Regions from separate parts of the Homo sapiens genome. Here regions 1, 2 and 3 are each linked to region 4. The links are chromatin contacts, found by Hi-C or POLR2A ChIA-PET in ENCODE. All regions are on one chromosome and are shown on one strand. Each heading gives the region's core, a stretch centred on a gene start or an enhancer-like site at or near the end of the contact. The rest is flanking DNA. Distances are from core to core; before and after follow the strand shown.

Region 1 (6,357 bases), core at 3,634-6,133, 140 kb after region 4:
GGGTGCACAGATTATTTGTAATACTGAGAATATTTGGTACCCCTGCCCAAGTGTGTTAAAGCAACCATGCCCTCAGATTGTAGGTGGTCCACTGGGCTCATTAATACCACTAGAATGGGAGCCTGAGGTCATGGAGAGATGGGCTTGTGGACTATGTAACTTCTTTATTCACAGCACCTTGCACATAGTAGGAGTTTCAAAATGGTGGCATGAGTTACGGTCATTTGAAAATCTAAAACTAAAGCAGTCCTTGGTTCTCTTCCTCCATGCTTTCCTTTGTCCTTTTTAGAGGTGGAGTGGAGGAGCACGATGTTACGCCAAAAGATTTTTCTACTGTTATAATAGTCTTCCAGCCTGTTTACTTGTTCAGGGCACATTGTCACCATGTGACAGGACGTGTGGGCTCTAAAAGGACAAAGTGTGTGGATCCTAGCCAGCGGGGTCAAGAAAATACTTCATAAACAAGGCTGTAAATAACATCTGGGCTGTCCAAATACAGGAGGACCTGGTAGCTTTCCTTTGGTTGTTGTTTTGTTTGGTCATGGCCATCTCCCTGTAGATCCAAACAAGTCAGAGAGCCACAGTAACAGCCCCAAATTACTTCAGGCTAATTCTTGTTGCCGAGACTATATGGCAGGCTGTCAATGGGAAAACCAGACTCTCTGCAGAGTGAAATGACAGGAAACCAATGAATCATAGCATCGAAGAAGAAAGCCAAAAGATCAGATTAATCAAGATAAAGACTTTGAACTGTGAAGGGGAAATAAAGCTTATAAACATTTTTTATCTCAGGGTACAGAAAATATTTAATGAGAAGAAGAATAATAATTGAATTTTTTCCTCTAAATACCTCAAGCCAAAAATTTTCATGTAGATATTAGTCAACGTATGCATCCAGTACTCAATTTTCTTTCTTCTGCAATTGATTTGCAGATTATTATAAAAACATCCTTTATCAGTAGAAATGACTTGAAATAAAAGATAAATATGATTTTTAATATCTTGAAGGAAAACTACATTGTAAATATGCACTGCAGAAAACTCTGCCTTGGCTACAGGTGCAAAGTTCCCAGTTACCTCAATTATTCACATGATGCTTGCATCTTTGATGGATGGCATAACCTGTTCAGAAATCAGGGTGAGCTCTGCTCAGGCCACCCTTACAAATGAAGGTAAGTTTGAAGGGAAAAACAGTGGGAAGGACCTTCTATGGTGGCTTCTCCCTTTCTCTGTTTCAAAGGGGAGGCCCAGGAAAAGATCTTTTGCCAACATCATCCTGAACCTCTACTCAGCCATTGTTAGAATGACAGAATTGAAAAAGAAAAAAAGATGTCGTGATGGCTAGACTGGGAAGGGCTCCAGCTCCCCGCCACTGGCTGCAGATGCCATCTAGCTGTGTCTGTGGAAAGATCACCTAGGTGCCCCAGTGAAAGATCACCCAGGCATCAATGTCTGGGAGCCCTGTTCTGAGAAAAGGTGCCACAAGGGCGGCTTTCTTCACCAGTGCTCTGGAAGCACTATTTTGTCTCTGATTCAATTCCTTTCAATGGATACTAATTGAATAACTACTATGCACATTGTGAGGTGACAAGGGAATAGCACTGGACTTGGAATCAGGAAATCTGAGTGGATAGCCAGGTTCTATCACTGACCACCTATGACTGTAGGTCAACAACTTGGTCTTTTTCTCAATGTGTCTCTCCATCTGTGAGATGGGTTTAATGTGAGCACTAAATGCCATAAAGCTTGTGCTGCTACATGGCCAACTGTTACTTTTCTTCCTATCTTCTGGATTTGCTGTTGCAGGAAACATAAAATCAGTTTAAGTCAGTGTTGTGGCTCTCTGTGGAGAGATACTAGCCTAACTCCTGGGAGAATTTTGCACATGTACCTGGAGATGACATGAGGGACCCACCCTAGGGCTGTGAATCCCGATCTCTGTGGTCCAAGCAAGAATATTTTTGCTCCCCAAACTTCCCAGGTGATTCTGCAACATTCTACTGCAAAGCTGGCCTCAGTCTTCCTGAACCCCACAAATGCTGGCATTGTCACAGAGATTCCTGAAACGTAAGACCTTATAGGCATTCCAAAAGTTATGTTACACCCAATACTTTAGAGTTGGGGGACTGGATATAGGGAAAGAAAGAAAGGGAAGCTTTCCCCTTAACCTTCTCTTCCACTATATAATATATGAGCTCTGACCACAAAGCTCACATAGCAATTTTTGTTTTCCTCTTTCATGCTACAAACCCCTTTCTACTTTGCATTGGAAATTATATATAATTTATTCTCTCCATGGATTACCTTGTATTCCTCAAAGTGCTTGGCACATGACAATGAGAAATCATTGTTGAGGTGAATTGATAGGTGAATGAATTCAACAGTGAATTCAGTCTTCTCAACTTCTATACCTGCTGAGACCCAAAAGGAAGGGGGTGATTGGACTAGGAAGAGAAAGGCAGTGTCGGTATCTCTGAAGCTGCCTTGACCAGAAACAAAGCATTTTTGACTCATGAGGGACCATTTCCCCAGGGATGAGAACAAGTGCACCTTTTCCTGTCTCTCCAAGCAAGAAACGAATGCTGAGATCTTGAAATGCCTTGCTGTGCTCTGCCAAACTCACAAACACACCATATGAGATGCTGATGAAATACTTTTAAAGAAAAGAAAAACTGGCCGGGTGTGGTGGCTCATGCCTGCAATCCCAGTACTTTGGGAGGCCAAGACAAGTGGATCACCTGAGGTCAGGAGTTCAAGACTAGCCTGACCAACATGGCAAAACCCTGTCTCTACTAAAATACAAAATTAGGTGGGCGTGGGGGCAGGCACCTGTAATCCCAGCTACTTGGGAGGCTGAGGCAGGAGAATCACTTGAACCCGGGAGGCCAGAGGTTGCAGTCAGCCAAGATCACCACTGTACTCCAGCTGGGGCAACAGAGTGAGACTCTGTCTCAAAAAAAAAAAGAAAGAAAGAAAGTAAGAAAAACCATAATTGAAGTGGGTTGTCCTCCAGTGACACTTAGTGCCCCCTAAAAATCTAAGCGACTGTGGTCTCAGGCTTTCAGCAGGCAGGTTGCTCTTGTCTCATGCATGCAATTCTGTGTGGTGGAGAGCTAGAATAGGCTGATAAGCAGAGTTTATAGTGAGGAGGTTTCTAAAACCAAGAAAACTGTATAAACATAGAAAACTAAAAGAGGAAGAATCAACAGAACCAAGAGCTTATTTGTAATGTCTCATGTACCATGTGGGAGGCTTCCAGGTTTGAGTCGCTTATTTGAAACCTATCTTGCTGAGGGCATATATTAAGGTGTATTCTCCAAATCCATTGTGGGGGCATCATTTCCAACAGCCAGGCAATTTCAAGGCCAGGTTGGCCAAGATATCTTGGTATTTCACAGTGGAACATGTTCTTTGAAATGCAAGAATGAAAAGCAGGGTCTCAGGTGGTGAGTATGGAGGGTCAATCAAGTGAGTATGGAGGGTCAATCAATTACTGTTAAAGTCCTTGATGGGGTCTACACAGATCTGCTGTTATTGAGGGAATAACTTCAGTTGGAACAGGTAGCAGTCACTTAACCTGTCAATTGAGCTGTTTAGATGAGTGGCTCACAAGATTCACTGCCAACCTGAATTAAATGTAAGTGTACACCCAGACTGTTTTCAGCATCACTTGCACAAATATATATATTTCCACCTCCACCTCTGAAGAAGCCAATTCAGTAGGACTATGATAAAAGAATAAATACTTTTAAAGGTCCTGATATGATTCTGGGGCCCAGCTAGATTTGGGGAACAGTACTCTCCATAATTAATAGAGTGTAGGTGTAGCCCAGGTATGGAACAACTCCAAGGCATCTTTGGAGTAGTTACCAAATAGGAAGGGCATTTCCATTCTTCAGTGCATTTTTAATATTGAGAAACACTTTAGGTAGTGAGTTAAATTGTATGGAAATATTCATGTGCTCTACACACACACACACACAGACACACACATATACTAGTGATAGGAAAAAATCTAGATTTGATTCATCCTGTTGCTAGCCAAATTCTTTCCATCCACTGAACTTCCTCAGAGTTCTTTGAAGTCAACAATTACTTTGTTCTCAGAGGAATCATTCTGTGGCAAGGAAAATGTTGAAAGCTTAGCAGTGGTATTAGGACTTTCCCAATCTGAATCATTTCAAAATATTTATCTGCATTTTGTTTATTCTTTTTCAGTATTTAGACTTCACTCTTTCTATTAACCAAATCTACTGATATTAGTCACTTGGAAGGCATAGTAAAGACAGCAAATTTGTCAGTGTTGATAACAAAAGGCAGCTACCAATAACTGATTTCCTTATTAATCTACGCTGTCCTCTTTCAGAAGCACAGGTTTGGTGACTGAATAGAACCTTGAGCATAGAGCCTGAAACAGAATCATTTCATAGTAAATATGAACTATAATTTGCATTATTCTTCTTTCATTACCTCATTAGCCAGCCCCACTCCTCCTGACAGATTAGCAGCAATGTACTGAGGGAATATTTTACACACATCCTATTCCTATCTTTTAGCATTACTGTTCTCTGACGTCCTGTTCTGCCTGTCATATGTTTGTCCCTGGCACTTACAGAGTGAGAAATCTGGGTAACATCTCTTTATAGTTGAAACAAGTGGCTTTTTTAACACTTTTCTCTTAGATTCCCCGTTGACAGGAAACCATAGACACTAACGTCAATTTCCTATACTGCTGGAGTATCTCAGGACACAGGGATTGCACTTTTCATGATCCCTCTTCTTTCTGCATAAACCCATCCTCGCAGAGATGCTCACTGTAGTGTCTGAACACACACTGACCCCTAACTGTGGGCGCGGCTGCTCCCACCCATTTCGACTCCACAGCTCCACTCTGTGGCCCTCTCTCAGCCGGGCCCTCCAACTCCAAAGGATACTGAATCATTGCATTACACCCAGTCCAGATCCCAGTTGGTAGCCTCTGTGTTTTTCACTATGTAATGGATGAAGTGTTGATATTTATAGAGGCTTAGTTATTGATAACCCAAATGATAAGATCACTTCAGTGTCTCCCAAATCATTTCTGTTCCTTCAGTGAATGCTTCCACTGGATTCTCTCATCACAGCACATCATCAATCAGCCTCTGCAATCACAGGGAAATTCACAAAGCCAGAGAGTGTGTGTGTCTGAGCCTTTGCAAGAGATACGCAAATTACCCCAAAAAGGGACATTTTAAATCTGTTTTTCTTTTAATGGCCTTCCACCTCCCCACCCCACACACACACACATGCACACACACACACACACACACACAGCTTCTGTTTTTCCAAGAGCTTTTGAAATTTTGCTTGGCTTATACCCCTGAGGCCAGTAGACAGGAAATGAGAATTGGATAGGAAAGGAGTTGAAAACATCTTTTGCAAATTTTTTGTTCTGTGGGGTATGATAATTTTCCGTCTAAAATGTTTTAAAAATAGATTTACCAGGAAATATTGTTTTATATAGGACTGCCATTCTTTAACATTTATATATGGTTATTATTATCGCTACCAGTTAAAATCACCATATTAATAACCTCTTGAATAATGACTTTCATTTGACCACCTGAAAAGTTTAGAAAATACTGAGATAAATTTCCCTGCAGTCTAATTTTAGGGATGATGTTCTAAGAACAGTCTTATCCTATTGAAGGAACATGTCCCATAGAATTACAGTAATTGAAGGGGCAGATTTTTTTAAAACCCTTAAATCATTCGCTCTTTTAACTTCACTTACTATAAAGGAATACTGTCAAATGATTTTTATCTAAACACAGCAAATGACCCTTCTGATTTTATTTAAGATTTTTAGATTTTCTAATTCCCTTCATCTTTGTTATCAATTATGCATTTTCTTCCCAATCTATATGGAAAAAACAAGATAAAGACAATGTACGGAGTTTTTCCATAAAGATTTGTTCTTTAGTTTGAGTTTATTTTCTACTTACTATTTTTATGTTCAAATGTCTTTCTTTTTTGAAGTTATGAATATGATAAAAAATGATTATTGTTCTCATTTGACAAAATTAAAAGTTGATGCTTCCACATTGGTCCCCAAATTTAATTTTGACATTTCATTTCTGAATGAAATAGAAAACTCCTGAAATAAGCATCTGCCTTTAGAATTCCGCGAAGACAGAACACCACTAAATGCCACCATAGTGACTGCAATAAGCCAGAGCACGTAGGGATGCCTGCTGCAGACTTTGCCGCTATAACTTAAGAAATAGATTAGGAGACTGTTGCTGGTGTCCCAGAGGTCATAATTCTTCTTCAGATATTTCAAAAGGATAAGGTAATTAAGTTAATAATCCCTGTTGT
Region 2 (6,195 bases), core at 729-3,228, 160 kb before region 4:
ATGTTAATATTAAAGGGCATACACGATGTCTGTTTAATTTCTCTACCATTCTGTTCCAGAACTTGGCAGGAGGAGGTATTACAGAGACTATTTGATGGTGGTCATGGAACTGTAAAGGGGACAGTACTGTCAAAATCCTAGCAATTTCTCTAAGGCAGCAGGCTGTTTCTAAGCCAGCTGGGCATGTACGTTCTCTCTCTCTCCCTCTTGAACATGCACGCATGCACGCACAACCCTCTCCCAACTCTAAGAATGGATATCATTCCTGAAATATTTAATAGGCAGGACAGGACAGCTCCAGACCTGCTGGAGACCACTTTCCCCTTTAGTTGCTAAGTTGTAGGGTAGGTCTTGGGGATGGAGTGAGAGGAGGTCTTGGGAGTGGGTGAGGTGGGGTATTTCAGAGTCACCAAGCAGTAGTAGCTGAACAACTGGGACAGCCAGTGCCCTCTGACCAAATGTCAACCCTGAGAGCATCTGTAGTGATGGGGGTGAAGCTTAGGGCCCCACAATTAATGTCCACTGCGTGCCCACTGGGCTGGGCACAGGGTGTGTAAAGATGAGAGACCCCATCTCAGCACTTTAGTCAATGGAGTTGATCATTTTTTTCTTTACATAGCAGACTCTACCTCATCCTTCAGTTCTGTCACTGCAGCCTGTTCATCTCCTGCACAACACCCACCGTAATGTGTGATTTAAGTGTATGCATTTGTGTGTGGATGCATGTGAACGTCGGCGCTTATTTTCAGACTCCCCAGTAGAAAAGAGCTTCATATATCCTCAGCTCCTATCAAGGGGCCTGACACTTGGTAGGCATGGAATTTTTATTGAACACATGAATCAGTGGTCACAAAGTGATTATCTGATTCAAGAAAACCACTAAAAGATTGTTAGCCAGCAATTCTGTGGAAGACATATCTGTGTATACCAGAAGTGTAACATAAAATGCTGGATTTTGGCCAGGCACGGTGGCTCACGCCTGTAATCCCAACACTTTGGGAGGCCAAGACAGGCGGATTGCTTGAGGCCAGGAGTTTGAGACCAGTCTGGCCAAATGGCAAAACCCCATCTTTACTAAAAATACAAAATTAGCCAGTCATGTTGGCACATGCTTGTAATCCTAGCTACTTTGGGGGCTGAAACATGAGAATCACTTGAACCTGGAGGGCGGAGGTTGCAGTGAGCTGAGATCACGCCGCTGCACTCCAGCCTGGGTGACAGAGTTATACCCCATCTCAAAAACAAACAAACAAACAAACAAAAAATAAAAAAAAATTAAAAAAAAGCTGGGTTTAAACCTGTCCTGGGTCACTGGAGGTATATTGGTTTCTGGTCCCATCACAGGTGACTTTTCTGATAGAGGAACTTGGACAGCGCTTGAGACTAGACAGAGTGTGTGAGCTCCTGTCAATGGCCAGATAAATGACACTATCAAACTGCTGACTAGCTAAAAGATTAAGCTACTCAAAGCCCCTGTGAATGGCCAGCTGAGTGAATGACCCAAACTTTTGTGAACCCATCAAAGTCACTAGAGGAAATGGCACCTTTAAGGCTCAGCAAAGATTCCCTTCTAAATCACCCTAAGTTATAGGGGGATTTTTTGTTATTGTTTTCCTCCATTTATTTGACTCATTTCACTTGACATTCCCCCTCCTCTTTACTAACTATGTAGGTCCTGAAGGTCTCAAAGGAAAACAAAGAAAGGAGAAGGCTAAAAAGACCAAAAAAAAAAAAAAAATGTGCCATCTGGGCAGTTGCATAGGCTCCACTGTCAGGTTTCTTGACTCTTGAAGAAAGTTGGAAGGATTTTGTTCAGCAGAGACTTGCAAGTGTCCTCACTCCCTCTTTCTGCTCCCCACCACCCCCCTGCCTGCTCCTACCCTACAGCCCCAGATCCTCCAACTCCACCCTTCCTTTCCGTTGCCCTGAAGGGGAGGACATGAGTCAGCATTCAGACTTGAAAGTGTGAGCTGCCTCTGAGTCCTCAGAATGTAATCATTTCAGAAAATCTAGGACACAGAACTACAGAGAAAGTCACCCTCCCCACCTCCTTCTGCTCTGTGGCCAGACATTGACTCCCACTCTCTGAATGCAGCTTTAGCTAGGGCTGAACTTTAACCTTAAAAAAAAAAACCACATGGTATTGGGGTGGGAGCAGGAGAGCAGCAGCGACAACCACCACCCAAGTGCAATTAGATGAACAGATTTTGCAGAGAACTCCAACGGTTTACCACTCTGAACATCTGGTGTTTGGCAGTGTTCAGACTGGAATTAGAGAGCACTCACAAAAAGTCATGTTCTGATAAGAGTCTCAGTCCTGATCTTAGGAGCCAGAATTAATTCTCTCCTTTACTCTTCCAAAAGAGGAAGTGCATTGGAATTCCCACCAGGTATCTTGTTACAACTTCCAAGCACACCTGTAAACTTATGCTTTCGGGAAGGAAACCAATTCCACTGATTTTTTATTTGGTCCACACTCCATCAGCCTCCACATCCTGGTTTTTACTTTGCAATAGAAAAAATAAACTTTAGTAAATGTGTCTTGCCTGCCCACAGTGACATCTTTGGTCTTGGCTTTTGGAGGAAAGGCAAATAGTCTCACATACAGGGGATAGCTACAACCCCATGGTGGATCAGACATTTTCAAGGTGAAAATCTCCTTAGACTTGTGAAGATGTAACCTGTTTGGGGTTAAGAGAAAGCCAAGACCTCAACTGCTCTCATGTACGGCAATGTGAAAGAAAGTAATTTGGGAAATTATGGTATTTCAGCTATACAAAGAACTGCTGAATTAGTTATACAACTCTTTACCTGCTGGGTTTCTATTGTGCAATCTCTTGCCCTTGTTTGAGGGGTCTCCTTTCTCTCACAAATTATCAAAGTAGTCTCAATTTGGAAAGGGAGAGTGAGTATTGAGTGCTGAAACTCCATTTATTGTGTTCTTATTTCCAAGTGTCTTGTTGCCAAAACAGACAGGAAGCAGTCCCACCACACTTTTATTTAATAAACCAACTTGCACTCTAAGCAAACAGAAAATCAGATCTTGCTCTGGCTTTGACAGTGTCCTGGTACAAACTGGGAGACAAGCAATGGAAGCTCCTCCTTCTGAGGAATTATGGAGACATGCACCTTTGTGCAATATCATTGAAGGAAACTCAGAGTCCATCTACAGCAGGAGAAAAGTGAGGGCCAAAAGGCAAGGGTCACACAGCCGGCTAGTGGCCCAATAGAAGTAGAATTATCTGCTCCTTCTGCTGGTCTTAGCCTTTCCACCACACCATTTCCAGCTGTACTTTCATTCTTAATGGTGTGAAGTTAGCTAGGCTGTGATTAATCAGTGAAAGCAGAGTGATTTTGCAGTGCTTATGCACATTTTGTAAGACAGGGAGAGTGTGGGAGAGGAAGGAAAGGGTGTGTGTGTGTGTGTGTGTGTGTGTGTGTGTGTGTGCGTATGCATGTGTGGGTGCATGCACAAGTTAGAAGGGTGAAAGTATCCAAAATGATAGGAACATGATCTAAATGGTTCTACATTGTAGAAACAACACCTACGTGCTTTAACTTATACACAACCCACCTTTCTCAAAGTAAACAGAGTTGGCCTGGGGGTCAGTGCAATTTAGTACCTTTTCTTGGTCGTTGCTCTGGGCCTGCAAAGCATTTGTGACTCTGGCTGACTCCAAAGATAAGTAAGACCTGGGCTCTCTCCTTCTGAATTCCACAACCTTTTAAGGGAAACATATAGGCACACCAAGGCTCTGACACTAGATGGACTATAAGGTTGTGATAGGGTGAAAGCAGCATGGCCTGGGAGGATGGAGGAGGAGCCCATTTGTTCAATCGTCCTGCACTTTGGAGCTCCAGGAGACACAGCAACAGTGACTTGACAGTCTTCTTAGAGGCTTGCCTTTGGAACTGGCTTCTACAAAGTGTCTACACTGGGTGTGAAACCATGTGGAGGACTAGGTAACAGGTGGCTCGTTCCCTTTCCCTTTGTCTTTGCTCTTCAGTTTTTGGGGGTTCTTTTTGAGGAGTTGTGCATGGTTAATTCAAGAGATGACTGTGAAGATGACAAACACTTCAGGGGCATTCCCACCAACCATCCTCCAAACCAAGCAACATTCAACATGTTGGAAAGACGTTCAGTCTTTCCAATAACCTCTTGTAGATGTCAATGTTTTACTTCATTTACATCTATACCTTATTTTCCATGTATATAGAGATGTATGTGTGTGTGTGTGTGTTGTTTATTTATTTAGTTTTTTACATGATCATCCCCAAAGAATATATACTTGTGGGGGAATTAAAGTCAATCAAATGTTTTCCTATAGAATCTGTCCCTTTTTTTGTTGTTGAAAACAGTCACGTTCATGAGATCACTTTGGCTAGCGAGAATCAATCATGCCTTCCTTCCTTCCCTCACTATTTCCTTTCTTTTTTCTTTCTTCCCTGCCTTTCTTCCTTCCTTCCTCTCCTCCCTTCCTCCCTCCTATCTTTTGTTTATTTTTTAAGACATCTGAAAGTAAGGCGGAGGGACTCTAGCAGTCTGATCTTTACGAAGTGTATGACTTTTAAACTAAAGACTCAGCAAAATTCCCACTCAATGGAAGTGCAAAATAAGTTTTAGATATTACAAAAGATAATTTTCATAATTATAAATTCTTAAAATGGGGAGCTCTCAATATTGGTAATATTCATTTAGACTAATTTAGACTAGGAATGATTGTGCTGTTCCCTGTACCGTAGTCTCTGCAGAAACTTTTAAAAAATGCCAATCCCATCAGATGGGCAAACACAAAACAAACAAAAACCCTAAAACACCTAACAATACCAAGGACCAGAGATGATACGGAGCAATTATAACTCAAATACATTCTGGCGGGAGGCTAAATATGTACAACACCTTGGAACTGTTTGGCACCATCTCCCCAAGATGAGTCTGTGGCCCAGCAATTCCACTCCTACATTTATACCCAAGAGAAACAAATGCATATGTGCATCAAAGACATACAAAAATGTTCCCAGCAGTACTATTCACACTAGCCCCAAACTGGAAACAACTCAAATGGCCATCAACAGAGGAATGAATAAATAAAATTGCAGTGTATTTATACAGTGAACAAACTATGACAAACTACAACAACATGGATGAATCTGAATCCCACAAACAGAATGTTGAGTGAAATAAGCCAGACACCGAATAATACATAGATTAATGTGCCATTTCTATAAAACTTAAAAACAGGCAAAACTAATACATGATTTTAGAAGCTGGGGTAATGATTTCCTTTGCAGCGAGGTAGTGAGTGGGAAGGGCCATGAGAGGTGGTTCTCAAAGGGCTGGTTGTATTTCCTGAGCTGGGTACCGGCTACATGGGGGTGTTCCTTTTGTGAAAACTCATTAAGTTCTAAACTTACAATTTGTATACTTTTCTGTGTATATGTTATGATTTAGTAAATAGTTTTTATTTAACTACTGAAATAAAAATTATGGATACATTCTGTGTTCTTATCTAAGGACATCTGTTTTTACTATTCTCACGTTTTGGGAAAATTGTTTTTATTTTCCAAGCTAAACTTATGGAAGTTTATATTCTATATTCAAATCTAAATTTGGCTTAGTGTCAAGCAACATTATGGGTGCCAGATTTGAAATAATATTACATACTTACACGGTACATATATATTCCAGATTCACATGTCACATTTTCCTTAACTTTGGAGAGGCGTAGGGTACTTATGTTTTTGGACAAAGTAAGGCAGGGTGACAGGAGGCAGTTTGGTCTTTAGACAAATGACAGTCGTGTGAACCATGAGGAATTTCATCAGAGCACTCTTGCTGTTTTTGGCACAGGCTTAGCCGTTTCTTCTTTAGGTTTCTCAGTCGTCTCTAGGACTCTGTTGAAACCATGGTAGGATTGACCACTCAAGAATGATGGAATTAGCCATTTTTCAAAAAGCTCCTAATATGGCTAGGCTAAAGAATAAACATTAACACTGAACATGAAGTTCAATGTTTTACACAAAACAAACACTTTTGGATTGCACAAAAGGTGGATTGCAAACACTACAGCAAAAGGCCAAGATGAAATGCCTAAATAAGAGCATTCTTGTGAAGGGCATGCAACCCTGGGCAGTTGGTTCTACCCAGCCTTGATGTCATTAGAGGTCAACATTGCCCATTTGAGGCAAGTTCCA
Region 3 (5,745 bases), core at 1,308-3,807, 190 kb after region 4:
TATCTTGTAAATTATAGTAAAAAATAAATAAATAAATCACCGTATAATACTGCAGTGGGTAAGTTAATGCAATGTTAATGAGAACGGGGTTAAATGGGAGTTGGCTGAATCATATTTGAGTTCATGTTATGAGTGGGTGCATTATTTCCTGGTTTTATTGGAATAAGTGTAAGAAAATGCAGGACTTTGGGCTTTCAGTAATCCCTATACTGCTGATGAGCAGTATATGTGGAACTATAGCACTAGAGCTAGTAAGATGGTAACGAAACCACCTTCTGCTGCTGAGACCACATGGGGAGTCCTGCTTCCACCCATAGAGATTATTCTCTAAGTGAGAGAGGGCAAGTAGGACCATCTTCAGAAGAAAACAGAGCAGCATCTCATTTTAAGTGGGCCACAAATTCTAAAGTCATCACACTAAAATTATGTATAGTCAACTTTATCTTTGAACATTTTTTTTTGAGACAGTGTCTTGCTGTGTTGCCCAGGCTGGAGTGTACTGGTGCGACCTCGGCTCACTGCAACCTTCACCTCCCAGGTTCAAGTGATTCTCGTGCCTCAGCCTCCCAAGCAGCTGGAACTACAGGCGCACACCACCACACCTGGCTAATTTTTTGTGTGTTTAATAGAGATAGGTTTTCACCATGTTGGCCAGACTTGTCTTGAACTCTTCGCCTCAAGTGATCTACCTGCCTCAGTCTCCCAAAGAGCTGGGATTGCAGGTGTGAGCCACCACGCCGGCCTCTTTGAACATTTCTTAAATCAATTTTATGACCGAGGACCTGGGTCATAAGGTCAAAAGGCATAAATTAACTCCTTTTGTTTTCCTGTGTATGTTTTCTATGAGTTCCCTTTCCCTGGATCACCCTTTCTCTAGTTCATGAATCCAGTGGGAAAGGTGATTGTGAAAGGGACGAGAAAAATGCCACTTCAAACTACGCCACTTTTGCATACTATTTTGAGATGAAAACAATTGAGAAACAGCAGCTGCAAGAAAGGATCTATGCCCTTTCCCTTTCTGCTTAAAAGAAGGGCATATTTCCCATGAGAAAGTTGCCCTTCTGATACCAAGAAGAAGAGAACACTCTTATCAGAGACAGGACTTGGGGAGGAGATGGTGCAGAGATAAGTCTGCACAAACAAACCTTACTGAAATAACCCTTATCTTCCATTAGTTTCTCTCATATATTTTCTAGTCACTTTCCCACAAATTACTGCCCCTAGGACCTTTTTGGACACCCTTCCTTTGTCCTATCATTTCTCCACAAATTTTTTGCCCTTTGTTAAAATGGTATATAACCCCTGAGTCTAACTGCTTGTTTGGGGTTTTCGCTTCTTTCCTATGAAGCCCCTCATGCCACATAAAAATATTTACATCAAATAAAATTTGTATGCTTTTCTCCTGTTAATATGTCTTTTGTCTGCTTGATTCACAGGCTCAGCTACAGAATCTAGGAGATTAGAGAAAGGTTTTTCCTCTCCTACAAGTGTAAATGGGAGGAAAGGAATAGGGGATTCTTCCCTCACTGTTGTTGTTGTTGTTTGGTGCAACACAAATATTACTGAATTTCTATGAGTTAAATGAGGTTTTGTTGCAACTTAAATGTAGGTTCAAAACCATGTTATAGAACTCAAGAAATTAGAGATATTAGCCTTAGAATTATATATTCACAGAAGACCCCAGAGCTATCTTAAAATATTTAAAGGACTACCCATTGACAGAGGAATTAGAACAGAGATGGCCATTTCAACAACTAGTCATGGCTGTCTGGAGCTCTGAATTAAAAAGAATGTGAAGCAGTATCCAAGCTCAGTGGAAAAAATTCTGCTTGACAATGATGTCTGTCAAAGCTTGAAAGAAAGCCAGTACCCATGTGTTGAGAACAGAATGGCTATAGCTGACAAATACTAAGCATTTGAAAGAGGAGTTTATGTGGGGTTTGGAATGCCATTTTCTCTCATGCACACTAAGTCAAGAAAGTTTAAAGGGGAGAGAGAAAGAGAGAGAGAGGGAGAAGAATAGAACGATTCTTCAGAAATGAGAGCACTTACAATTATAAACAGCATTCTCTTTCATTCCTGGTAAGTTTCCACTTCCTTTTGCATTTTCTCATAAAGAAATCCATGTATCCTTACAGTAAATTTTCTTGTTTAGCTTTAGCTAGTCATCTAGATTTCTGGTTTTTGCAGCCAAACAACCCCTAAGAGATCTATGTCTTAGTGGGGCCAATTTCAATCCCATTTAATTCAATTCAACCGATGTTTATTGAATACCTATTGTGTCTCTTATACCCAATAATTGGGGTTGAGTCTTGAATCTGGCCTATGACTGGAATCTATGAAAGATTCAAAGGGAAAAATAGGCATAGGTTATGATGAGCTATAAAAAAAGAAACGAGACAGAACATAATGTAGAGTTCTTAGCTCTCCCCACCCAGATTTATGTTCTGAGTTTTCTTTAACATTCTGTCCAATCGAGTGCGAGTGGGCTGAGACGTGGGTGGCAGAGCTGAGACACGGCCCCTCTAACTGTCTCATGTACAAACTTGAGGGGTAAGAGGAAGTTTGACACAGGAAATAACAGCCAGCAGCCGGGCTCTCTGACGAACACTACCCAGTGAAGCCTTTTAATTAGGCAAGATCATTTTTGTTAAATCTGCTCAGAAAATACTGCCTTAATCTCTGAAGATAATAAACCTCATTTAAAGTCCTGAGTTGACTCACTGTCCATAATGACTGAGATACAAATAGAGCTTTTATCCTGCAAAAACCATTACCAGGACACAGCCAATTAAGAAATTAACCAAAATCTCCATCCCCAGTTAGAGTGCTTACCTCTAGGAAAAGCCTGAGGGGAATTATAAAGACACAGTTTCTATGTGTGTTCTAATGCCAAGGTCCAAAGCAAAGGAAACCCAAACCAAATCAAAAATTGAGAAGGAAACTGTTTTAATTGATCATGAGCCGCCAAACTTCCTCTTCTGCATTATCTGTGTTTAAGTAATCCAATTAGTTTGACCTCATATGAGCAAGAGAACCCAAGTGCACATCTTTTGAAGTGGTTGTTTGGGGGTATCCTGAAAATTCTTAATATCAATCCCAGGAACATCTAAATGGTATTTTCCCCTGCACTCCTACCAGCATAGTGGAAATATCAATACCACAGGTGGGGTGCGGGAGGAGGATATTTGCTTTTTGCTATTCACTATCACGTATACACACACACGTACTTTTACCCACATTATGGAATTACTAAAAACAATGTGTGGCTCAGACTAACCATTCCACGTTGCAAATAATATCAAAATGGCTCCAAGTAGCAAAGAGAGCCAAGCGTGAGTGTCATGTATGAGCTGATGCTGCTGGTAAAGCCTTGCTTTTCCATACATAGAATGTATCACAAGAATCTGGCCTGGAGGTGCCAAAGTAATGGATGACTCTTACTCCAGCAGAGGGTCTTGGCCATTTACAGCTGAAGGAATGTGCTAGTGGCAATGCTGCCCTCTTTTGGAACAGGGTACAGAGATGGGTCTAATTACCAGCTACTTTTGTGAAAAGCAGTAATAATAAATTAAAGACGATGCAGTGATTTATCCTCACCAATGACTCCTCTATCTTTTCATCAAGACAGTAGTGGTCCAGAGTCTCTAGTGGTTTTCTTTAAGTGTTGGAATAGAGAGTGACTAAAAGTATACATGAATAGCCCTCAGGAATAACTCGTCTGAAAGGCGAGTTATTCTCTTTTTTGCTCTTCGCATCTATAGCTTAGCATGCAGCCATTGATTACATACTTACTGCCAGGAATTGGTGAAAGAGTGCAAATAGAGGGCCATATTCTAAATGTCTAAATAGTTAAAGGTTATAAAGCAAGCTAACAAACTGCTAAAGAAAACAGATTCTATCCTTCTGCCTCGACAAATTTACCTAAGTGACCTGGGGGCCTGGGTTAAATTTAGAATTTTTGGATTCCTTGGAATTTTGTACCAGAACATTCTACTTGTACTCTACTACCTCTCTCCTTCCATTTCTGATATTGTGCCACACAGAGAGGGGTCCTCCATTCATGCATGTGGACACTGATCCACATGTTCACGCTCTATCCAATGCTTCCCTCCCCAGATAGCCACTCCTCAGTCTTCCCTCAGGCTTACAGGTCTGCACACTTCTGTGGCTATCCACCTTTGGAGGAACAGCCAAGGGAAGGCCTTGTGCAAGCCCTGAAACCAGGTTTAGGGCCATTTGGACATAGAATTCCAGAGTTCCAAGGACCTGGAATAGGCTCCCTGGGAAGGAAGAGAGCAAAGTTTGTGTTATCAAGCAAGTTACTAGTTGGACAACTGGAGCTTAATCCCACTGGGGAGCTCTAAGAGGCTATGGAGACCTAACCACAGAGTTACCCCAATCAAGGGCCAAGGGAACTGGGGTATCTCTACAGGACTCCCCCAGTCATTGGTTGGGGGTGATTCCCAGAAAGAGTTAATTCCTTGGCACTTCTGGCCTGCTCTATGCATGGACAGAGTCGGCTCTGATGGCCAAAGAAAGCTTTTAAGTGGAGTCACAGATGTTGCCAGTTGGAAATCTGGCTGAGTGCAAGAAAACAGTACTAAGGGAATACGGACCAGCATCGGCATCATCTGCCTCTTGCATGCTCAGATCCACTCATGCTCCACATTAAATTGACCCTATACTGTCACAAATTCTTCATGGTGGTGTTAGAAATAATAATAATAATGAGGATTCGTGAGTTACTGAGACCAGTTACAGTCTCCAGTGTTGCAATTGGCCCCCAAGGCTGTAACTGGCATTCTTTGTTTCTTCCTCCATCACCCAGATTCACTCTCGTCTTCAGCCATACTGTGGCTGGTCTAGGATGCCTGCCTGGTAGAGTAATCCAGACCATCATTGAGAAGGCCAAGGCTTTGGTTACCAATTCTTGTTGCTGCAATCACTCATTTATGATTATCAGCAGGTATGGGAAGCGCCATGAAGTATTCGCAGGGAATTCCTGAATTTCGGATATTTTCCTCCCTGCCCTCATTTTGCAGGAGCAACTTTATCTCCTAATAATAATCAAGGTTAATTGCATCTTCCAGTACAAATACTTTTTCCTTTGCCTGCCTATCTACTGGCCAGAGGATCCCAAAATGACCAGTCAGATGCAGACGTAGTGGAAACTGACATGTCCTCTGTGTTAAGAACCTCAAGAACCAGAACCTCTAAGTGAAGTAAAGGCAGAAGTTGCTGGGACAGTAAACGTAAGTGAGTTACTGGGAGTGATGGTGAGTAAGGCAACTTCTACTTCCCTCCCCTTGACCTTGGATCCCAGATTCATGTATTCTACACATCCGTGACAGCACCATATATGGCTGATGACTGAAAGTATATAACACCTCTTATCCCCACCCTCATCTGACCACCCCAGGAGAAAAAAGCACAGAAGTAACACAAGGTGATCTTCAGCTTTATTAAAAGGGTCCTTAGTTGCCAATAACAAAAACACCTCTAATTCAAGCAAGAACAAAAAATAACTAAAGAATATTAGGTGGGAATCTTTGGTAGGGCAAGAAAGTTAGGCTCAGAAATGGCACGGTCAGAGAAAATACCCAATCCACACCATGGACTCTCTGACCAGATGCAAATGCTAGGCCTTATATAGCTGACACAGAACCAGCACCACTGCTGTCCCCACATCAAATGCCTCTGCTGCCACTCCCATCAGAAAATGGATTCTGCAAGGCTCTTCAT
Region 4 (5,922 bases), core at 2,831-5,330:
GATTGTTATTGAAAGCTTCTGTGTTCTCAGAGTCAGATTTAAAGAGATCTCAATCTCTTTCTTGTGGGCTTAGAATGCTTTTAAAAATTGTCAAAAGAAAACCATTTCCTTCACTATTCAAAAAAATTGAAAGAGAAGAACTTCTGAATATTTATTCAGAAGTAGTTCAAAAAATAGCTGGTTTTATTTTATTTTGCAGAGGATTAGAAATGTAGTTTAAACTACAAAAAAGGAGTTTTTCAATATTTCAGAAAGAATCATTGGTATATTGAAAGAGCAGATTTGAGGCCGAGTACAATTGCTCATGCCTGTAATCCCAGCACTTTGAGAGGCCAAGGCGGGTGGATCACCTGAGGTCAGGCATTTGAGACCAGCCTAGCCAACATGGTGAAACTCTGCCTCTACTAAAAATACAAAAAATTAGCTGGGTGTAGTGGCACATACCTGTAGTCCCCGCTACTTGGGAGGCTGAGGCACGAGAATCACTTGAACCCGGGAGAAGGAGGTTGCAGTGAACCAAGATCGCACCACTGTACTCCAGCCTGGGCAACAGAGTGAGACTCTGTCTCAAAAAAAAAAAAAAAAATGTGGATTTGAGAAATGACAGCAAACCCAGAATTATTAATGGGAAAATAAAAATAGAAATGTAATATGATGTTGAGTTATATTTATGTAGAGCTTTAAAGTTTACAAAGTGTTTTTATCTTAACTCAGTCTATCCTCACAACATCTCTCTTGGAGGAAAACCTGTGTTTTATGTCTGAGGAAACTGATATTTGGGGAGGCTAAATCACTTGCCCCAGGCTATATGGCTGGTATCTTGTCGATGTCGAACTTGAACCTGCATCTTCTGATTCTTGGGCAATGATTGTTCTGTCCTTTAGAAAGGAAGATAGAACTTCTGCTTTGCTATTGGCTGTTTTCAGGGAAATCAGAAGATAAGAAAGAAAGACAATATTTCTAGCAGTTTGCTTTAAAGTGGTTGACAAAAATACATTGGTCCACACTACTCTAGTCACCTGCTTCTTTTGCATGAATTTTGGCCAGGTGAAGACTTAGCCTGAGAGGGAAGAAGGACCTGCTTTTAGACCTTCATCAGATGTCTTAAGTCACTTATAGGGAGTCATTCTGTTATTTCTTACCTCATGCTTTCTCTTTCTGTGGACATAAGTTTGTAGTGATATCTCATTCACAGAACATAGTAGTATACAGGAACAGAAAAGAAGGGAGGGATGGGCGGTGGATGGTAAGTGTGAGCAGGTGTTGGAGAGATGCTAAGCTCAGGCCACAGTTCAACTTCACAGGAAGTTGAAGAGCTACTTAGCCTTTCCTAAAACTCAAACTTTCTAAAACATTGACAATAAGGACAAGTAATTGATGGGTAGAAAATGGAGAAATGGTCATGGGAGGAAAGAGATAAAATAGGTTTAGAACATTTACTTATTTACTTGTCTCCAAAATTAACACTTCCACAAGCTTGATGAATGGGGACCTTGTGCATGGTTACATTTACCATCTTACAGCTTTCCTCTCGGTTAGTGAATTTAACAATATGAATGAAAATAGATGACACAATTTTGAAGTTGATAAAGGTTTTTTGTTTTGTTTTGTTTTGTTTTTTACTTAAGTCACCAAAGGATGGGTGGGCTCTAAATAGGAAATGGAAGAGGTAAAGAAGCAGGTCATATTGAAAACAAAAAATAATAAAAAATTTCCCCAGAGGAAATACCCCTTTCTAGAGCATACTAAACTCTTAGTTGCCATATGTTGCTTGAAAAAAAAAGTTATATACCACATTTTTTCATAATACAAACTATAGAAAATGAGGTTATAGGAAATCTTTTTAGCTGAAGGAGATCTTCAGAAAAGTGAGAAATCATCTGGGTGGAGGGGCTTTAGTTAGAGAAGTCTGAAAAACCCCAAATAAAAGGAATCAGCAGTTCCTAGAAGGAAACAGTTTGGTAGGAAAAAGGGATTATCCCAACTAAACGGCTAATGAAAACTGATAGCTTGAGTGGCTTCTGCTTGACAAGGAGATTGTCACTGTTGACAGGGTTGACTGGCAGGGTGGAAAAATGAGGGGGATAAAGCTTCACAGAAAGACTTCAGAGGAAACTTGACACCTTCAAAACCACAGGTGTGAGGGTAAGTGAAACCGTCAAGTAAAAGTTGGCGTTGTTTTTCAGGATCTGATGTTCTGCATACTTTAGGTTCAAAATTTAGGAGTTTAAGGGGAACACTGAGATAAGTTGGGACATGGGAGGTTAGGAATCGAGGAGTCAGAGGACTCTTTTCTGCCCGTGAAGGGACTCCGTAGACTCTTAAATGTATTCCACAGTACTTTCTAGAGCTCTAAGAAGACAGGCTAGCTTTTTTCTCTACCAGCCCAGCCTGTTTCAAATCACAGGCTTCAATAGGCTTTCTAACCTAGCTCTCAAAGGTGATTTATTGAGTGTCTGTTATGTCCAAGATGCTGAGCGTGGAGTGTGTGAATACATAAACATGTTTGAACACTTGTTCCTTGCCTTCAAGGGTTTCATCTCAATGAAAAAATGGGATAGAATGAATTCTGCCTCAAGATGAATTATTCTCAAATAGAACTAACAGTAAAAAGTAAAACACAAAAAACACAAATGCCAAGTAAATAGCATTAACATTAAATGCTATAAAAATTCAGAGATGGAGGTGACAGGAGTTGAAGAAGCCCTTTTTGGGAGAGGTGGAAGTTGAGTTACATCTTTAAGGCGGAATAGAATTCAGACAGCCTGGGTAAGGGTGGGGGGAGGAGGGAATGTGAAGAAATGGGGAAGAATGGTAGGACACTCCCAAAGGGGTAAAGAAACTACTGGAGTAAGGGGAACAGAGGATTACATTTAATAACTCTAAGATGCACCCCCTGGGAAAACAAACAGTGGAATTTGTAACAATTATTTTTGTTTGGCTCTTGAAGCTGAGCATTTATGTCTGTTGAGGATATAAAAAGTTCAGTGTTCTAAATGGGAAGAGAATGACCTGAAGTGAATGGCAGAATGGGCTCTGGGGACACTGGACCTAGGGCTGCACCCTGGCTCTGCCATTTGTGAGTGGTGTGATCTCCAATGAGTTCACGTTTTCATGCCTCAGGCTCCTAATTTTTAATTTGGGATAATATTAGTATCAATAGTATCTAATTCATAGGGAGCTGTGGGGATTAAGAGATAAAGTATTTATTATGCTTATAGTGTTGGGCACATAGAAGGAGCTCAATACATCTTTATTATTTTTATATTAATATAAAATAACAATAATAATGGTAATAAAATCTCAAAGCCAAGTAAGCATCATGAAATTTTTCACGTGCCCATGAGCACAGAGGAGATCTTCAGAACCTACTGTTTTCTGATCTCCAAGAAAGATGGAGAAAAGAAAATTATAGCATTTTTCTTTCATTTTTTCTTCCTTCCTCTTTTTTTTTCTAGAATAAAGAGATGAGGAAAATGCAAGACAGTCCATGTCGCTCTTGGCTGTTCTCTGCTACTCCCCCCAGGTTCAGGGGTCTGTGAGTGGTCGTGAGAACCCCACCCCCAGGCTTCTGCTTGGGTCCTTATCATAGTGGCCTCTCCTGCTACCCAGTGAGAGTTCACTGTTCTGGCAAGGGATATGGCTCCCGACTCAAGGAGAAAGGGAGCGCAATGCTTTCCTTCTCCATTATTCTATGGGCAGGTTTAATATCCAGTGCCTCCTATTTATAATTAACATGAAGTTGTTTATTTCTTGCTTCTCATTTTAGCAGGGTAAGCATGTAGAGGCAGGCCACTTTCTAGTAGATTGTGAGAAGATAGACCTCAGCATGAGCCTGACTGTGGGTCTGATGTGGAGAGAAGAGAGTCAAAAGGAAATATTCTGTGGCTTTCTATATGACTGAAATGCAGCAAGGCTATTGTTTGCTGTAGCAGCTGATTGAAAAAGAGTGACATTCTGTCCACTGAACGTTAATAGGCTCAAGTGGAAGTGTGGTGATCAAAGCTGAGTCATAACTTGAGAGGAAACCAGTCTTACCCATGTTTTTTGTTCTTTAGTGGAGACACCTAGTAAGCTCTTCGAAGACGGTGGCTTTCTACAAAAGGAGAGCTATAGTAACCGTTGGCCGCAGCAAGATGCTCTTCTCACTCTTGTGTTGGAACAAGAACCAGTTATGAGAAGCCTGGGTTTGACTTGCTTTTGGTGTGGTTAATGCTGGTGGGAAGGTTTCTTATAGGTCTTTTTATTTATTAATACATTTGGTCATAGATGGGCCTTCAGGATTTTCAATTGCTGTGACTATGTTGGTCTGGCTAGCTTTTTCCAGGCTAACAATGCAAACACCCCCAGCACCCCTGAGGGATAGTCTCACAAAGCCCCTGTCTGTCTGGCCTGTGGCTACATAAGCAATCTCTTGACAGTTCTTGGAACGTGAGACTTGGTGACGTGACCTAAGACTTCGATGTTTTTGTGATTTATCCAGGACACTTGACTAGGTAACAGGAATGCAGATGATCTCTGTCTCAGTGCTAGAACCTGCAGCTTTAGCCCAGGTTTATTCTTTGGGGTATGACTGCTAATCTGAAAATTTTGGGGAGAGTCCAGTGTCTGTGCAAGAGCAAATCTTCAATTTGGACTGATTCCACTATGAAGGAAATTGAGTTTTTATGGGAGCTAAAAATAAACGATCCTTAGCACTCCCTCCATCCTAAAATACATTAAATAGCCCTTACATTTTCAAGTTAGAACAAATCTGGCCTCATTGTTTCTGTCACTCTAACACTTGTTAATGTTATTTATGTAATTTTCAGATATTCTCAGATCAAAATTTTCCATGCCCAGTTATCTTTCTCATGCAAAGAAATTGTGATCAGTGTTCAGTTTCAATCAGTTTACTGAAGGAAGGGTCGTTTACAACACCTGTAGCCACTTTTCTCTTAGGGACTTAGTTAAAAAATCAGATGCAGGGTGTGAAATGAGACCTAAGTAATTCTTTCCAAGTTCCTTTGAGGAGCTCCCTGCTAGTACTCTCTCAGCCTAGAAATCAACACCTGCCTTTCACAAAGGAGCCTCCATCCAGTGTGGAATTCCAGCAAGTACACAGGTAGTTATTTCTAGGAATATTGCCCTTGCACATCTCTCCTCTTGCCAGGCACCAAACTAATTTCTCAAAGAGAAACAGTGGGAAACAATATGTTCTGTGCTGCCTTCACATACTACCATAAGAGGCAGTTAGTTACATAAGCCGGCTTCCAGAGATTTGCCAAGTGCTCTTTTTAAAAAAAGTGGCTGCTGATGGAACATTCTTTACATAAAACAGATACTTGTTTCAGCAACCAAAGTCCATGTCCACAGCAAAATCCAACTAGTGTTCTACTTTTCTATTTGTCTATAGAGTATAGATCTCTATACACTTCAGGAGAAAAACTTGTGTCAATAATGGATTGGGTTCGACAGTTTAAAAGAAAAAACAAATGGACATTTTTCATTACCTCAATTTCTCATTATCTACATCAACTCAGAACCGTCAAGAAGGCCCATAGTGAAGCCTAAAGGTTTTGAAAGGGGCTACTATGAGCATTATGGATTCTGTCCCATACTCAGGAAGCACCCCCCGACCAGGAATTTCTCAAGACCAAGGCGTGATGAGTGCAGTTTTACTACTGCCTCTGCTCATGAATAAGACCTCTGTGGTAAATCATTTCCCAGGTAGAATTTGCTCTTCCTCCTTAAGTAAGAGTAGTCTTTAAAAAAAAAAATCCTTTCTCAGAGTAGTAAACAACTCTCTGAAGTAGGCATCATCTAGATAACCTTTACAAAAGACATTCTCTGCTTGATTCCATATTGGTTCTGATGTAAAAGTGCATCAAAGTTAGAAAAATCTTGCTCAAGTTTCAACAGCAAATATTCTTAGCCAGAGGA

What was found. Hi-C counts contacts between places; a loop is a spot of excess contacts on that map. ChIA-PET counts read pairs that join two places held with the same protein, here RNA polymerase II (POLR2A). Pooled maps may share reads with other maps.
Region 1: a loop to region 4 is called in a pooled map, with 2.8 times the contacts of the local background. The contact joins two enhancer-like sites. A Hi-C loop is called at or near these places in 4 of 50 pooled maps. POLR2A ChIA-PET finds 5 or more read pairs at or near these places in 2 of 52 experiments (GM12878 and activated CD4-positive, alpha-beta T cell).
Region 2: a map of naive thymus-derived CD4-positive, alpha-beta T cell shows a loop between it and region 4 (6-fold over the local background). The contact joins two enhancer-like sites. A Hi-C loop is called at or near these places in 1 of 168 maps with a recorded cell type or tissue (naive thymus-derived CD4-positive, alpha-beta T cell), 1 of 37 single-sample maps with no recorded cell type and 11 of 50 pooled maps. POLR2A ChIA-PET finds 5 or more read pairs at or near these places in 2 of 52 experiments (activated CD4-positive, alpha-beta memory T cell and activated T-cell).
Region 3: a loop to region 4 is called in a map of natural killer cell, with 2.6 times the contacts of the local background. The contact joins two enhancer-like sites. A Hi-C loop is called at or near these places in 1 of 168 maps with a recorded cell type or tissue (natural killer cell), 14 of 37 single-sample maps with no recorded cell type and 11 of 50 pooled maps. POLR2A ChIA-PET finds 5 or more read pairs at or near these places in 6 of 52 experiments (GM12878, T-cell, activated CD4-positive, alpha-beta T cell and 3 more).

The regions. Positions count from the first base shown.
Region 1 is chr6:105,508,662-105,515,018 of GRCh38, reverse strand. No RefSeq gene overlaps it. Among named protein-coding and RNA genes, the nearest start is that of PREP, 110 kb to the right of the region's middle. Within about 2 kb of position 4,883, at least 2 of the 41 ENCODE cell types and tissues checked have a DNase peak (open chromatin) inside an H3K27ac peak, as active enhancers do.
Region 2 is chr6:105,806,479-105,812,673 of GRCh38, reverse strand. No RefSeq gene overlaps it. Among named protein-coding and RNA genes, the nearest start is that of LINC02836, 180 kb to the right of the region's middle. Within about 2 kb of position 1,978, at least 9 of the 41 ENCODE cell types and tissues checked have a DNase peak (open chromatin) inside an H3K27ac peak, as active enhancers do.
Region 3 is chr6:105,450,328-105,456,072 of GRCh38, reverse strand. No RefSeq gene overlaps it. Among named protein-coding and RNA genes, the nearest start is that of PREP, 50 kb to the right of the region's middle. Within about 2 kb of position 2,557, at least 8 of the 41 ENCODE cell types and tissues checked have a DNase peak (open chromatin) inside an H3K27ac peak, as active enhancers do; they include GM12878 and natural killer cell, where a contact is called at or near this core.
Region 4 is chr6:105,644,654-105,650,575 of GRCh38, reverse strand. No RefSeq gene overlaps it. Among named protein-coding and RNA genes, the nearest start is that of LINC02836, 15 kb to the right of the region's middle. RefSeq lists an enhancer at 3,576-3,765. Within about 2 kb of position 4,080, at least 4 of the 41 ENCODE cell types and tissues checked have a DNase peak (open chromatin) inside an H3K27ac peak, as active enhancers do; they include GM12878 and natural killer cell, where a contact is called at or near this core.